2 separate regions of the Mus musculus genome follow, and region 1 is linked to region 2. Evidence: chromatin loops called from intact Hi-C (ENCODE). Cell type or tissue: heart. All regions are shown on one strand.

Region 1 (8,000 bases), 560 kb after region 2:
TCACCTGGCCATGTTGCAACTGACTAGAGATCGATCATCTCTAAGGACAATTTTGGGCCTGTCAACAGAAAGAATGGAGGATTTCTGGTAGGGAGACTTCAAAGATTAGTAAAGGAAGTTTGTGAATATGCAAACTCTTTTCTCTCTAGACACATCTTGGTTAAAGTACCAATGAAATGTGAGTGTTAGGGAAGTGCTTGAATAATGAACACAGAAATCAGCAATCTAGCCCCAAGTACATTCCTTTTCTGTTGCTGTGATAAAACATCATGGCCAAGGAAACTTAGGAAAAGAAAGATTTTTGTTGGGCCTATGGTTCCAGCGGGATAAGAATCTATCATGGCAGCAAAAGGCAAGCCTGGCATCAGGAACAGAAGCTGAGAGTTCACGTCTTGAATTGCCAAGATGACCTGGAAACGGTGAGTCTTCACACTCTCAGAGCTTGCCTCCAGAGACACATCTCCTCCAACGAGACTGCGCCTCATAACCCCCCACAAACAGCAGCAGCAACTGAGGAACACATAGGCAAACGTGGAGTCTAGGGAGGGCATTCCCAGCCAAACCACTCTGTGTACTAGGTGTGCATCGGAGCAACCGAAAGCACATTTTCGGTGGTATTTGTTTTGCGAGTAAGATGATGGAGAGATGCAAGATGAGCTTGCTTTAAAGCAGTGTTATTAATCGCTCATTCGAGGATTAATGTGACCAAACTGTGCCCCGCAGGCAAGCAATTTGCTGCTGAGGATTAATTGTGCCTTCAAGAAAGTCCATATGCCACACATGGCCCTTTCTAAGGGGTCAGTAGATTGAAGGGGGGAATACATAGTCTATCTTACAGACAAGGACAAGCCACAACAACAACAAGCCACTCAAAATGACTTACACAGCACCGTTCTAAAGTATCACCCATCCCTTCTGGTCTTGTAAGTCTATTTGATTAAAAGTTGTTGTTGTTGTTGTTTTTATTTTGTGTGTATGGGTGGTTCTGCCTGGATAGAAGACTGGGCATCCTGTGTGTTCGGTGCTCACAGAGACAAGAAGTGGTTGGTAGAGCTTCTGGAGCTGGAGTGACAGACAGCTGTGAGTTGCCATGCGGGTCCTGGGAATTTAACCACCGGAAGAACAACCCCTAACAACTAAGCCATTTCTCTAGCCTGCTGGCCCTGTGTTTTTTACAGTCATCCAATCAATCTCTCCCTGTATTCTCTAACACTCTGACTGTTGTTTCTTGTCTCAGTTCTTCTCCAGTGACTTGTAGACTCAATTTTCTCTGATTCTCACCGAATGGAATGTTCCTCAACCGTACCTCCCCATGGATTTGCTTTTATGTGAGATTTCAATGATTCCTGTGACTTCATACATATTCATAAGACCGGCCTTTACATCTAATCTAACTTCTGGACATCAAGTGAGTATGCTTAAGTACACTGAATATTTAATACTGAAAATCAAATTTCTTACTTTACTTTCAGTGCCCCAGAGGAAAATAGCAACCTAATATAGTAAGCAAGCAAACAAACAAATAAAACGACAATTATATTGGATTCTTGTTTATTGTCCATAATTTTTCTCTTCAATCCTGAGTAAACCTCAGTTTCCTTCCTAGGGCTTAATTCCCTCTGTGCCTAAATTGATCAAAACTGTATTGTTGTTAATTTATATTCAACTTTTTCTTAAAGATCTAACTTTTGAATAGCATTTAAATTTACTTTTTCCTGAGACTTCCATCATCCATCATAAACTCTGAGCCCGCGTTGTTATTCGGTTTCTGGCCCAGCCCCACCTGCTTTTCCTATTTCTTCATCCCTTATTTTGGTGATTATAATATTTTAAGTAATGACAGTATCTGCACATGTATATTTCTATTTAAGATTTATTTAGTTATTTATTTTTATTTATTTAGTTAGTTAGTTATTTAGTTAGTTAGTTAGTTTTTTTTTTCATGTGTGTACCAATGGGTGGGTAAGGGAAAGGGTATGTGTGGGGTAAATGTCTGGGTGGGTAGATGGGTGTACCACAGAGACCACAAGAAAGTTTCATGTCTTCTGGAGCAAATTTCTTTTCTTTTTAAAGATTTGGCTTATTTTCAGATTATGCGCATGTCTCTGTATGGGCATGCTGTGTGAATGCAGTATTCAGTGTGGACAGAAAGAGATATTGGATCCCCCGGAGCTGGAGCTATAGAAGACCGTTAGCTGCCCAGAGTAGGAGCTAGGAACTGAATGCAGGTCCCTCTGCAAGAGCAGTGCTCACTGTTAGCCACAGAGCCATCTCTTAGTCCCTGTAATTACTTTTCAATTCCTACCATGAACCACTCTTCAGTAAAGATATGATATTCCACAAGTATTTATGTAGAAATGACACATGTTAAAGCCCTTCTTTTCTCCAGATATTGAAGAGGTATTATATAATCTGTATAACCATCTAAGTATTCACAAATTACTCTCTCTATATGCACACAGACCATTCTATAGAATAGAATATGTAGAACAATGAGCTTCTATAAGGCTGTTTGTCATTCAGGAGCACAAGGTAGATAAAGTCGCCAAATCTAAAGTGAAAATACAATATTAAACAACAGTCTCCACAAATGTTTAACTGAGCTGTTGTCTTTTGGCTTTTGGAAGGACCCTGGAGAAAATTTAGTCCTGTGTATGTTTATCCACTGAGTAATACACACTGAAAGGAATTATTTTACAGAATTTGCCAAGCCAACATCCCCCAGAGTCAATATCAGTAGACCTGGATTAGGCCTGGAATATGTTAACAGTGGAGATAATTGCTGTAGGAGATTTTGAAGCCTGCCAATCAGGGTCCTAAGTCTTACCTACTGCTTTTAATTTAACAGGAACTCTGAGTGTAATATTCCACTTAATGTAAAACCCACATAACCTCTCAGCCACTGTTGCTCTTCTCTAAATGGAAGATGGATACATGCCAAATAAAAATCTGTGATTCTAAATAGCATCCTATTTATTGAACTCTGTATAACGGAAAACTCGTCATAGATTCTACATATTCAAATAATATTTTTTCAGTATTCCTAAACATCCCGAAAACTCACAGATTTCACAACCTCAAACATAGCATAACTACCTTTTTATAGGAAAATGATGACTGAGATAGAAACATCTCAAATGCATGCACCCTCACTGCCTGCCTCCTACACCACACACACACACACACACACACACACACACACACACACACACACGTCTTTCAACAAGAGAGAGTGAAGCAGTTAACAATCTTGTAAAAATATTCCTATTTTTTTAATTTATTCAAATCAATCCAAATGTTGAGCCAAATGGCAACCAATGGCTTTTGTATACGACATTTCTATATTTCATTTTCTGCTTCTACTGATAATCATAAAGAAAGTCTTTAATCATAGGAACCAGGATAAAAAGGAAGGTTGTTACCATTTCCACCTCCTGAGTCATTCTACTCTTTAGCTAACATCACGTGACCTAAAATTGTTTAAAATGTGAACACTTTTCACAATGGAACTATTCTAAATGCCCACTGTCTTTTTTTTTTCACAGATAAGGATAATCCATTTTCCCCCAGCAATTAATTAGTTTCCACTGTTCTCCTCCTAAGGGGGGAGGGGGGAGTCCAGTGCTGTCACTCGGAATCTATTAAACACATTACATCAATCTTCACTCGTGGGCTAGCAGTGACTTGCATACCGTTCTAAAAGGTTAAAACAAAAACATAAAGAATCCCAACATCCTAGCAGCAGCAATTGTTCAAAAGGCCTTGGGCTCAGGATGCTGAGGTAGCTCTAAAACTGTGCCCAGGATGCTCAGCCGTGGGCTCTGGCAGAGCCACTGCCATGTTAGTCTGCTTCATTACATCTCTATGATTTGTTCAACGCATTAAACATCAGTATTTCCCTTGTGAGAAGAAGGCCCATCCCTCACTCTGCAAGCTTTATCTTTTGATGTTAAACAAATACAGCCACAGAAATGAAAGGCTAAGAAGCCGAAGAAAACATTGAAAATACAACATGGCACAGCCAGTGATCATTTTAGCATAGGAAGGTTTTTAAACGCAGAACAGCCAGAATTAGAGCATTTGAGCCTTTGAGTTCTGCATACAACATTACAAAGCACATCTTATTTTAAATGCCATCATTTGGCAGAATCGTGATTCACTGATGCAACAAAAATAGAATCATGCTTGCTTACCTGAAATAAAGGGAATGGTACTCATAGCACAGAATCCATGTGCGTGTTGAATATAACCAGTCTCCAACGCAGGTTTCTAGAATTCAGCCTACAGCAGAAAGTAAAATCTCACATGTGCGATAATAATATCCTTACTAAAGAGAAAAAGCCAAGACAGGGCGATCACTGCATCCTCTCTGCTTCTGCCTTAGCTTTCTGTTCTGACACTCAGTCACTCGATGGTACCCACTGTCAGAAAACAGCATGCTAAATTAAAATAAATAAATAAATAAATAAATAAATGTAGGAGAGGAGCGTCTTGCATGACAGCTCCATCTCCTGGCCACAAGTGGAATCGCTGTAATTTCAAGTTCCTTTGGCAAAGCAACATTCAACACATAAGATTAAATGGTGTATAGTTCAGAATTCTAATGTACTCTAATTCAACTATTCTAGTTAGTTACAAATTGAACACTAAAATGTCATTATACTTTGTGGTTTTTTAAAATGTAGTTTAACATTTGGAGTTTGATTTATTTTTATTATGTTTAAATGAAATCTGAGTTTTCAGAACATTATGGAAAAGAGCTATATGAAACTAATTGTAATTATTAATCATGTCATTATTGGTTATCTTTTTGTGAGGAAGTATATTGTCTTAAGAGATAAGCTTGTTGTTAACAGAATGATGGATTTATGAAAAGACAAAAACCTCGGTCAATCAAACTTTCTGAAACATCTCGAACCATATAGGCAATCTGAAATGTGATAATTGTTCTATACCATAGTCTGAAGCAAGGCCTCATTGGGAGGGTAGGAGCAGAATTCAAAGTTCCCCACTTGTTAAGTAAGTTAGAAAACCAAAGTTTTGCTGAGTATATGACCTGTTCAATACATATTAGTTTATGTACTTATTTTTTTCGTGCTTAATTTTCTACAATTGTTTATGAAGTTCTGAGTCACAAACTACTTGAAATTTAAAAAGTCTATCTGCTGTCTTTTTCTCAAAACCAACTTCATCAAACAGGGTCAAGTACCAATTCAGAGATTCTGGTGCTGTCCGTGGTGCTGAAAGCCAATTACACGCTCTCTTGCAGTGTTCCAAGATTTTCTGCCAGCTGACATAAAATCTTGGTAAAATACGATTTAAAAAAATAATAATGATCGTTTCATTATTAGAAAGATTGCTCAGAGGTTAAGATCATTCACTGCTCTTGCAGAGGACCTCCACATTAAAACCAAAATCTAGGCATGTGCCCAGAATTGTGCTCATACCCCTGCCCTCACTGAATCTATTCTTGTTTCTTTACAGTCACTTCAATTTGCTCACTTTTATAAGCCTGGATCCTTAACACGTACCTGAAACACGAATTATTCCCAGATAATGAATGGATGACTGTCCTAGAAAAATAGCTTGTGCATTACTTTTGTATTTTCATTGTACATATACTTGTATTTTTGTGCTTTAATTCCTATGTTTCCTTTAATATGCATGCCCGTCATAAAGCATAAAAGTCAATGAAGTAAATAGCATGCATTTTCATTAAGCTATCTAAAATATGTTTTGATCTCTCTCTCTCTCTCTCTCACACACACACACACACACACACACACACACACACACACACACACACTTGGACATACTGAGACTATATGTTGAATTTATTGGTTAAACAATGTCTGCCTTGAAACTAGAGCTCTACACTCTTAGGTTGTTTTCAGCAAGGGAGAGGGAGGCAGAGGGGGAGCACACTATGAGGCAACTCTTACAACTTTATTTTTATGTAAAAACCTTTAGTCTCATCTAGAATGTTTTTATCTATTTTAAGAAAATAGGCAAAACATCAACATTGCTTCCTGCACCAGATATTTGTATATTTATGCAGAAAATGTGTACATATACAGTATTTATAAGCACAGCACACTTCCAAAATCAGGCAGAGTTAGATTCACCTTGCTAGCAGCAACAAACCTGTGATGATCTCTCAGTGTAATGTCCCTCTTCTGTTGCTTTGCTTTAAGAATAAAATCCAAATACTTACTTTAATATCTTTGTTTTCAAAATTATTTTAATTTTAGCAGGAAAAGTAGTCACATTTTACTTCAAGTAAATTTTTACTCTTGGTAAGGACATGCTTTTTTTATTTTTATTTTTGCCAATTCTCCCTTACCTAACCATGCCGGTCCTCAGATAGAGAAAGTAATGAAACTTGAAGTCTTGTTTATACCAACGGTGTTTTTTTTTCCTTGCCTCAGTTTTCACATGCAAAATAGATGCATTAAGGAGATAAAAATGAATGCAAAAATTCTAAACTGTAATTTAATTTATACAGTTTTATCCAACTGTATAAACTAAAAATAAAAGTCTGCTAATATCCTTTCAATACTTCCTTGCCAACTCAGGACAGATCGAAAACATTAATTCCATGTCTAATGTCTAATGCTTGTCCTGTGGTGCTATCATTAGAACATTGCAGACTTTCACAATACAGGAAGGAAATATTTTTTTATGATTTTTTTTTGGCCTCTGTGCATCTATGCACAGGTATGTACACATGAATGCAGTGCCCTGAGAGGTAAGAAAAGGGCATCTGGTACCACAGAGCTGGAGTTACAGGAGGTTGCACGCCGCCTGATGTGGGTGTTGGGGATCACAAGGTAGGAACCTGAAGGCAGGAACTGAAGCAGAGACCACAGAACACTGCTTTTTGGCCTGCTCTCAGAACATGCTCAGCCTGTGCTCTTAAATGTTCTTATACAACCCAGGACCACCTGCCTAGGGATGGAAATTCCCACATGTGCTGGCCCCTCCCACATTAGCCATTAGTCATGAAAATACCCCCACAGACGTGCCCGTAGGCCAGTCTGATAGAGGCAGATCTGTAAATGAGAGTTTTTCCTTTCAAGGGACTTCGGTTTGTCAACACAGCATGTTATGCATGGAGAGATGAAGAGAAACAAGACAAAACAAACAAAAAATGGGGCAAAAACTGGGCTGGCAAGACCTTCTAATTCTCATAAACAAATTTTGACAAGCAGCTTTTCCAATCTTACCAAGGGAAATATTAAAGCATAAATTTTATTTCATGTTTTTGATGGGGCAAGGGACTAAGTAAGCACTTTGCACAAATCATCTCATTACATTCCAAAGAGGTCTGTGATATTAGTTTTATTTCAACTATTTTCTCTTTTAAAGATTAATAAAAAGGGGGCTAGAAAATGCCACATGCTAAATTTAACTCAGACTCTAGTCTTCGGCTCTTGAGATCTTCCTGGGAAGTTCTTGAGAAGGAGATGCAAACTGAGGGAGGGATTCTGTTGACCTTTACAGCGTTTTGTCTCTACCTAAGTTATTCATCACTTTTGTGAGTCAGTATGGTTAGATGGGAATGGAAGGTTCTCTTTGGGAGTCTCTCTCTTCCTCCCTCCCTCCCTCCCTCCCTCCCTCCCTCCCTCCCTCCCTCCTTCCCTCTCCCCATTTTTTTAATTTGACAAAGAACAGACAGGATTAGTACACCCAGAAACTCCAGTGACTTCTGCCCCTGTGGCCACACCTCCACACAGTGGCCCTGTTCTTGAGAGAGCCAGGACATCAACACCTGTGCAGCCACCTGACAGCACACAGGGCTTAACGGAGATGGGAGCCTTTGGTTGCTGCTGTGACATGGGAGCAAGAAATATGGACTACCCAGTCCCCTGGCCTGGGCAGAATGGGAAAGTGGGACCCACACCTCTCCTGGGCAGTGTGGTAGAACTGGCCCTGGTGTTGTGGTTGCTGGAAAGGTGGCCCAGACGGCATGATCTGGGGAGAGCTAGAGGGCTGACCAT
Region 2 (8,000 bases):
ATAGCATTCTAGCATATATATGGTTAAACTTATGCAGTATCTGAGTTATTTTTCTTGGTAGTATGGAAGTGTAAATGTGGGGCAGGATCTGAGTCATTGGTTAATTTTTGAAAGAAAGTTATGAATTCACTATACTCTTAAGTCTAAATATGTGTTTAAATTAGTCACAATAAACTGGATACCTGTCTGTGAGTCAAATACCCATCCCATTGTATGTATTCCTGGTACTATAAAAGAAGTTCTGCTTCTGATAGCTGTGGGCTGGCTCTTGGCATAAAAACCATTCAGTGTGTCCTTTCCGTACTTTGGTGCTATACACAGGTTGGAGTGCCATTGCTTTATACACCATGTAGAGGGGTTAACATGACTGCTCTGCATGTTATACACATTCTGTAAAAGTTTACTGGTATGGAGCTTAATCTGCTTCTGTCTTCCATTGTCCCCTCAGTCCTGCTGCAAAGCTTATGAATATATGGGGTACATTATGGAGAAAGAGCAAGCATACACAGATGCGGCCTTCAACTATGAGATGGCATGGAAACATAGCAACCAGACAAATCCTGCAGTGGGTGAGTTCAGCAGACTGGGCCCAGTGTCTTCACAAGAAATAATATATCATTTGTAAATACTATTTGAAATGCACTTTTAGGGCAATACATATACAAGCCAACCTCTATTGTCAATGCTGTATCCTCATCGCGAGTTACTTACCTGATTACTAGGTTCATTCTGCCTTTTTCCTTCTCCCTTCATCCTTCTATTTGGAAAATGGTAATGTGGACAAAAAGTATCCTGTTGTCAGATATATTATGCAAAGGTTACATTCTATCACCACCTAAGGTTCTTTTACTGAGAACCTTCTAAAGCCTTTTAACACTTGAGTAAGGGTTTGGGTCTCTTACCTTTCTCCTGAGCATCATAGACGTAATGAGTTGTATGTGTAGACTCTTGTTTGGGGAGTATTAGCCTACAGTGTCTGTGCAGTTGAGTGTTACCAATAGTGAACTCAGTGATTAACCTCGGCCTCCTGCCGGTAGGGCTCCTCCCAGTGAACTAAGTCCGACTCACTGAAGTCTAGATCAGTTCTGCGATGCCATCTCTACTCCCCTCCCTCTCACAGAGGAGGGTCCTTGAGTGGGAACTTCCTCCTGAGGTGAAAGTATTTGCTGTGCTCTCTCAGAGGGCTGTCACCTTTCCCTGCTTGAGACTGTCCCTTGACACGACTAACCATGGTTCACCAACACTCCCTTTAAACATTGGTGAGAGTTTTTACAGTTGAGAGAGCTGCAGTTTCTGTGGCCACAAAGCATGAGAAATTACTTTGCTCTCTCCGTCCCTTCTGAACTGTTCTACTACATGTGAGTGTGTTTATACGTATGGCTTGGCTCCCTGTGACTATAAAGGCGTTGGTGTTTTTATTAGATTAGGTGATTTCAAGCTATTAACTTAACCTAAGGTGGCAGCAGTCTTTACCAGCTGTGTCGCAATGTTTGACTGCAGCCATAGTCCTCCTCACACTCTGCCATCTGTCCTGCTGGCCCCTGGCTTGGGTTTCTTTAGGATCTGTTAAAATTGATAGATTGGGAAAAGTACAGGAACTAATGATTGTTTATACATCTTCATTTACATATTCATATTATATATCATATGAGATAGAGACACCTTGTAAAATGGAAATGTATTAAATACCCAGAAAATAGAAATAATTTTGATAATTTATTCTTTCAGAGTAATATGTTTCAAAGTTATTTATATACTCTGTTCCTTAGGAAGCTTCAGAAAACACAGAGACTCCAACTCACCAGCTTTTCCCTTATTCTAGTTTATAAGTGATCTTGGCAGCTCTCCCAGAGTTCCTTTCCTAGGTGTTCCTCTGACATTTTTAATTATTTTGTTTGTCCCTGATGATTGTCACTATATCCACTACCCAGTCTGGCTGGCCAAATTAACCTTACACTTTCACAAGAAACCCTCAAAGTCCACACACTATTTCCATAGAATTTCAAATCAGGTGCTGTCACTGCAAATGGCCCCAAATAGTTATGCTAGTACATACATACATACATACATACATACATACATACATACACACATATATATGTGTGTGTGTGTATACACACATATAAATGTGTGTGTAGTTTGTGTGTATATATATGTATGTGTATATGTAGTTATAGTTATATTCCTTGTATAAATATGCATAAGAACACATTTCAAGTGAAAAACACATTTTAAAATAGGAGACCACTAGGAACCAAGAGCCTGTGAGGAGAGGACCTCCTCTCACCTACGCTCAGGTTACATGGCAATCACTAGATGTCTAGATTCACTTCCACTTGTCTGCTGATGGAGTTTGCGCTTTTCAGTGAGCTGAAGAAGCCACACTCGGGGAGCAGCAGTGCTCCCACCCAGCAGCTACTCACTGGGGTCCCTTTTTCCAACTCTGTTCCTTTCTGTTTGCTCATCTTAATTTCACTTTGCTTTCTCCTGCCATGTCTCTTTTCTCTGTATTGTCTGGCCAACAGTTTCCCTTAGGACTTCTCTAATAAGTCAACAAAAGAGGAAGGAAAAAACCACGTATCAGATTTTTTTTTCTTGTCTCAACAGGATACAAATTGGCATTTAATTACCTAAAAGCAAAACGATATGTGGATGCAATTGACGTATGTCACCAGGTAAATTTCTTAAAATAGTACAGGTGGAGTCTGGAAAGATGGCTCAGCTCTTAAAGGCTAAGGCTCATAACCAAAAGTAGCAATGCACAATTTCCTTCTACTCTCAAATGTCACTGAACAGTAAGAAATAGAAGATGTGGTTGTTTAGCTAAGTAGTTTATTAAATAAGTTATGGAGAAATTATTAGTGTTCGGTTAAAATTTTAAAATGTGTCTATTTAAAGCAAGGATATATTTATAATTAGGGTTTAAATAGTAAAGGATTTGTGTCAATTTAAAGAGATAGGCTAGTAGGGAAAACCTGTTCGACAAAATCCAGTTTGGATGGTATCTGAAGGGCCGGAGAGACGGCTCAGCAGTCAGCAGCCTCTGTTGCTCCTGCAGAGGACCCCGGTTTAGTTGCCAACGCCCATGTCCAGCTCTCAACCATCTGTAACTCCAGCTCCAGGGCCTCCTCCATCCTGCTCTGGCCTCTGCAGGCACCAGGGACACTTTTGCAGATAGCATTGATTTCCCAGGTCATTCTATTAAGTGGGACATTTTGTGATTATATCTATCTATTGAAGAACTTTTTATTTATAAATTATAGCTAAAAATACTCCATAATTTAGGAAGTATTTCTGCATTTCATTGCACTAAAACCCTACAATTAAAATGGCATCTTTAACATCCTTCCAGCTTTAGAATTTCCATAGCGCTTTGTGTGTGCCATGTCCCAATGGAGCTCCGTTCGAAGAGGGCCTTACCATTTTTCACAGCTCTTACTTCAGATAGTTGTGTCCCAGTATTATTGTGGTAAATACCTGGCTATGGGATTGCTGTTGACTGCTAACTTCTGTGAGGCAGTGTTTCAAACTAAGGATGAACACTAACCCAAGGCTATGTGTGCAAATCACTTGTGGACTTCTATCTTTTTAAATGAATAGCTTCTCCCTCTCAGACATAGCATTGCTGGAAATCAGAATGTTCCAAAATCAGTCCAGGTAAATCTGATACATGCTCTCGGTTAGTAAAACCCTCAAAGAGGATATTAGACATGACAAGAAGCTAAGTTACAGAAGTATTATAAGTTGTCTTCTAAGTCACCTGTTAAGGAAACTTGTATGAGATGTTTCCATGGGTAGTTCCACATTCTGTGACTCTTATCTGCTCATCTCAATGAGTCACCACTCATGCGGTGATTGTCACCTTTGATGAGTGTGACAGTGTTAATACAGTGAACTCTTGCCCATAATGCGCAGTTAGACTCAGAGTCATAGCTCCCTTGTTCTCAACAGTTCCTTACAAGGTAGTTTGGTTTTGTTTCCCCAGGTTCTTGAAGCACATCCAACTTACCCCAAAATCAGAAAGGATATACTTGATAAGGCGCGTGCATCTTTAAGACCTTGAAAATGATTTTTACTGAAGTGTTGGGCAAGAGATGACAGTGGTCCCTCAGCTTTCACAGTCTTTGCAGTTGACACAGGCTCCAGCTGACAGTGTGACAGAAGTGTGTCCTGCCTTCTCCAGCAGAGGCTGCTGCTGTCCGTGGACAACACTGGTCTGTGGCATCCTTGGTGGAGTGGCTGGGTGAGAGCTCATCTTTCTCCCTTCCATTAGGCACAATGGTAGTTCTGTGATAAAGCTTAACTCGTTTCTACAGAGGATATTTTTGTTAAAGTCTGGGTGATATATCTTTTCTGAAGAGTATTAGATTTTCCAACAATTCTATTTAAAGTCTACTGTCATCTGTTAATTTTCTATTATAGTTTGTGATATAATCTCATGTAATTTATGAAAAATGAATACATATTTTAAATGTATATTTTAATAAAGATTTTTGTGAATATCTGGTTTATATTTTTTCAGAACTCAAAAGACACAGGGCAGTCTGCAGTGTTGTTTAATAATGTTGAAGGAAATGACATTTATTAGAAAAATCTTCCCTGGAAAATTTAAAACTCAATGTTTGCCTCTCTTTGTTATGTTCATGCTTCCTACCCTCAAAGCAAGTGTGATCTTAAGAAATGGTCATACTCTGAAACCAGTTTAAATAGGTAAACCCTTATAGCAATATTAACCAGAAGCCACAAGAGTGAGCTTAATGTGTCCCAGACAGTGGTCTGGTGAAGAAGGGTGAAAATTGCTTTCGGTCATCAGAGACTTACGGAGATGGGGGTGGGTAGAGGGCAGGCGCCCCGGCAAATAGTACTCTTTGATGGGTGGCTTCTGCTTTTTTATACGAAATTACCCTAATTTTATCAACCTTGGTCCTTAGCATTCTTCTCGGGTGTCTTATGTACATCTGAAGTTCTTTCAAAATACAGTAGTCTTCAGTTTTATTTTTACTTGAAATAAAATATTTTTAATAATTTGTTTTTCTTTCAAACAGATTGCCTTGGGGATCGTATCTCCATGGTTTTAGTGTCCTTTTATTTCCAATTATATGCTATAAAATTCTAATCATTCATTACCAAAATTGCATTTATAGCATTTCATAAAACTCAGATAATAACATTTAGGAACTATTTAGTAGCTAATAAAAATACTTTTACATATCGTACAGCATTTGTTCATCACAAGCCTAGGAAAACGTATTATTCCTATTGTAAAGATTCCAAACTGTCCAATCCCTAGGTGAAGAGCTATAGGCCATTAACAACTGCTAAGAGAGACCCAATTATTCTTCCCTCAGTGGTGAGATAATTAGATATTCTCCACCACCCCCAACTTCCAAAGCCTGTCTGTTCCTTCCATAACAAAGAATGAACATGTGCACATGGTGAATTGAGTGAGAACTGCCCCCATTATAGGCTTGTGTATTTCAGCACTTTGTCCCCAGTTGGTAGTGCTGTTTGGGAACATTAGGAAGCCTTTAGGTCCAGCCTCGCTGGAGGGAGCACATCCCTGAGGGTGGGCTCTCAGGTTTACCGTACCCAGGTGGCTTGTTCCTTTCATTGAGTAATTTTGTTATCAATGTAGAGAAGCCATTGTCATGTCCACGCTCAGTTTAACGTAGCTATTCTACATCCTGGCTCCGTCCACTCTATCTAAACTCTACAACGTTGACAGTCCCAGAATATTTTTCTTGTCTGAGAGTTGATTTTTGTGATGTATACCTTAATCAGAAATATAGGAAGTCTGGAGCCTAGACAGGTAGTTGCAACCCCACACCGCAGCTTCCACAACCGCCTTGCACGCGCTGGAAGGTCACGCCTGCCTTCTGGATGGAGGAGTCAGAGAACCTGGTTGAAGAAGCTCTCATGGAGTCTAGATCTGGATTAATGCCCTCCATGGGGAAAAGGAAGTGATTGGAAGTTTAACCTGCTTCAACTTTAACAAATCTTGTGTGAGAGGTGGGGGAACCCTGGAGGATATAAGTGTCTTCTGCAAGCCAGTGCAAACCTAAGGGAGGGCTTCCTGTAGGCTTGGTGGAGCAACCAAGGTTGAACTCTGGAGCAGACTTCAAGCAGAGGGGACTCCTCGGGTGGATTCAGGATCTGAGGCGAGCCGTCCTACTTTAGGACTGGAGGTCGCGTGGCTCTCTTGGTGCTGGGTGAGATTGTTGGGTTTCACACATGGGCCAAGGGGCTGAGGTGCATATTTAACATACCAAAGTGGACCTGACCTCCAGATTCTCCCAGCATCCCCACCTGTTATGTCTGGCATATCTAGCCTTCTACCACGAATTTTCTAGCCCAGTGGGTGGGCTTTCCCTCCCCCTAGAAGCTCCTCCCTGTATGGTCCAGACGTTATAGTCCTCCTCCCTTCTCTCTGTCTCTGCATGTTCTCCCTCCCTGCATGTGCATGTGCACATTCTTTCTACCCTCTGTCTCCCTCCCCATAGAGACTTCTCTGGCTTCCTTGGGTCCAATGAACTGACTGGACAGCAGCCTCCCAATGAATCCAACTTTATATAATCTAATCTGGCTTGAATTGACTCATTTCACCAGCAGAGAATAACTTATCAGAACTCTTTATAAAATTGCATGGGAAGGAAACTGCTGCACTCATGCACTTCTGGTTGAGACCATGCAGGACAAATGAGAGTCTGTCCCCGATCAGCTGTCCTGTTTCAAGAAGCACCACTGTGAATCCTCTGGGATCGAAGTGAGGGGTAGTACTGCTCCTTCCTGCCTGCTTCTGGTGTTACTGAGCTGAACTGTCCGCATGAAAACAATAAAATGGCCAGCTATCGTCACATCTACCTGATGATGGATTGCTATGCAGTTAACTATTGTCAAACTCAGTAAATGTTTTCCAAAGATACTTAATTGTCAAAATTTTTAAAGCTGGAAAAATATAATTATTAAGGTTGTATATTTGCCAAAAAATATAGACCCATATATAACAGTCACCACGTACACACAAAACTGAATGTATATTACCCAATTGTTACCTGAATTATAATTTTTTTCTTTGCCATGATGAAAGTTAACAACTATAATAAACATTTTATACTAAGAATAGGGCATTTAAAATTAAATTTAAAAGTTAATTAAAATTTAGAGGGAAACCTTTGCAAACTTCCTTTTCACTGTTTAAAGATCTTTTCTTGGTGAAGATGAGTCAGGGGGCAAAAAGCTGACCCTCAATTCTTAAACTTTTCTAATTGTTCCTAGAAAATATATTCTAATCCCCTGTGATTGCCAGAGATCCAGAATTGGAAGAGAGAAAAGAGACTTCCAGAAAATGAGTATGAGTGTAAAAACAACTGAATAAGGGAACACAACGAACACATCACCCTAAGGGGCCCAGAACACAGCTTTAGGAGGACAGACAGACCTGTGAGCTGGCCACTTGCCTGCATGTTGGGCTTTTGAGTAGTAATGGGGTTTTAATGACGATCTTCCCACATTAAATGGATTGGAATGGTGGAAATCACTAATGGCATTCAAGGTCACAACACTGGGTATAAACAGTCTTACATGTCACCGGCTCCTTGGAGGAGGAGGGGGGCCCCCTCCCCCTTTCAGGTTTGGATAAACCTTCCTTGAAGATTAGTGACACCCTAAAGAATGGAAGGTGAGGAGGCATAATAGGAATATATTTAGATGTGAGGACAGAGGAAAGACAGGGTAGAAGTTTTTATTTGCCTGATTACTTTTTAAGATAGATGTATTTTATATATTGAAATGTTAATGGGGGAAAGTCAGAAAAAAATGAAGGCACAGGAAATAACAGATGGGGAAATATAAGGAGGAAAACCAGGGCCCTGGAACTTTAGAAGAATGAGTGAGGGGTGAGTGTACAGTTCCTGTAAAGGAAACGGGGGGGGGGGGGGGGGGACACAGAACTTCAGAAGGTGCTGGCCGGCACATACAAAGGTGGCTGGAGGAACCCTCGC

What was found. Hi-C counts contacts between places; a loop is a spot of excess contacts. Peaks named below come from ENCODE experiments on the same cell type or tissue, not always from the same donor. Only the 100,000 strongest peaks of a DNase experiment are listed, where the experiment ranks them.
Region 1: a loop joins it to region 2, with 16 times the contacts of the local background. A loop is called at or near these places in 2 of 42 quality-filtered maps.

What each region holds. Positions count from the first base shown.
Region 1 is chr2:65,617,209-65,625,208 of GRCm38, reverse strand. It overlaps Scn2a (sodium channel, voltage-gated, type II, alpha), which reads right to left and starts at 4,440. Exons shown (of 27, transcript NM_001346679.2): 1 at 4,194-4,440. In heart, a CTCF peak has its summit at 4,511 (motif pointing left); no DNase peak of the experiment used is centred here.
Region 2 is chr2:66,180,829-66,188,828 of GRCm38, reverse strand. Ttc21b (tetratricopeptide repeat domain 21B) reads left to right here. Exons shown (of 29, transcript NM_001047604.2): 27 at 449-569; 28 at 2,608-2,675; 29 at 3,986-4,502. The coding sequence ends at 4,063. Among named protein-coding and RNA genes, the nearest start is that of Galnt3, 60 kb to the right of the region's middle. In heart, a CTCF peak has its summit at 4,183; no DNase peak of the experiment used is centred here.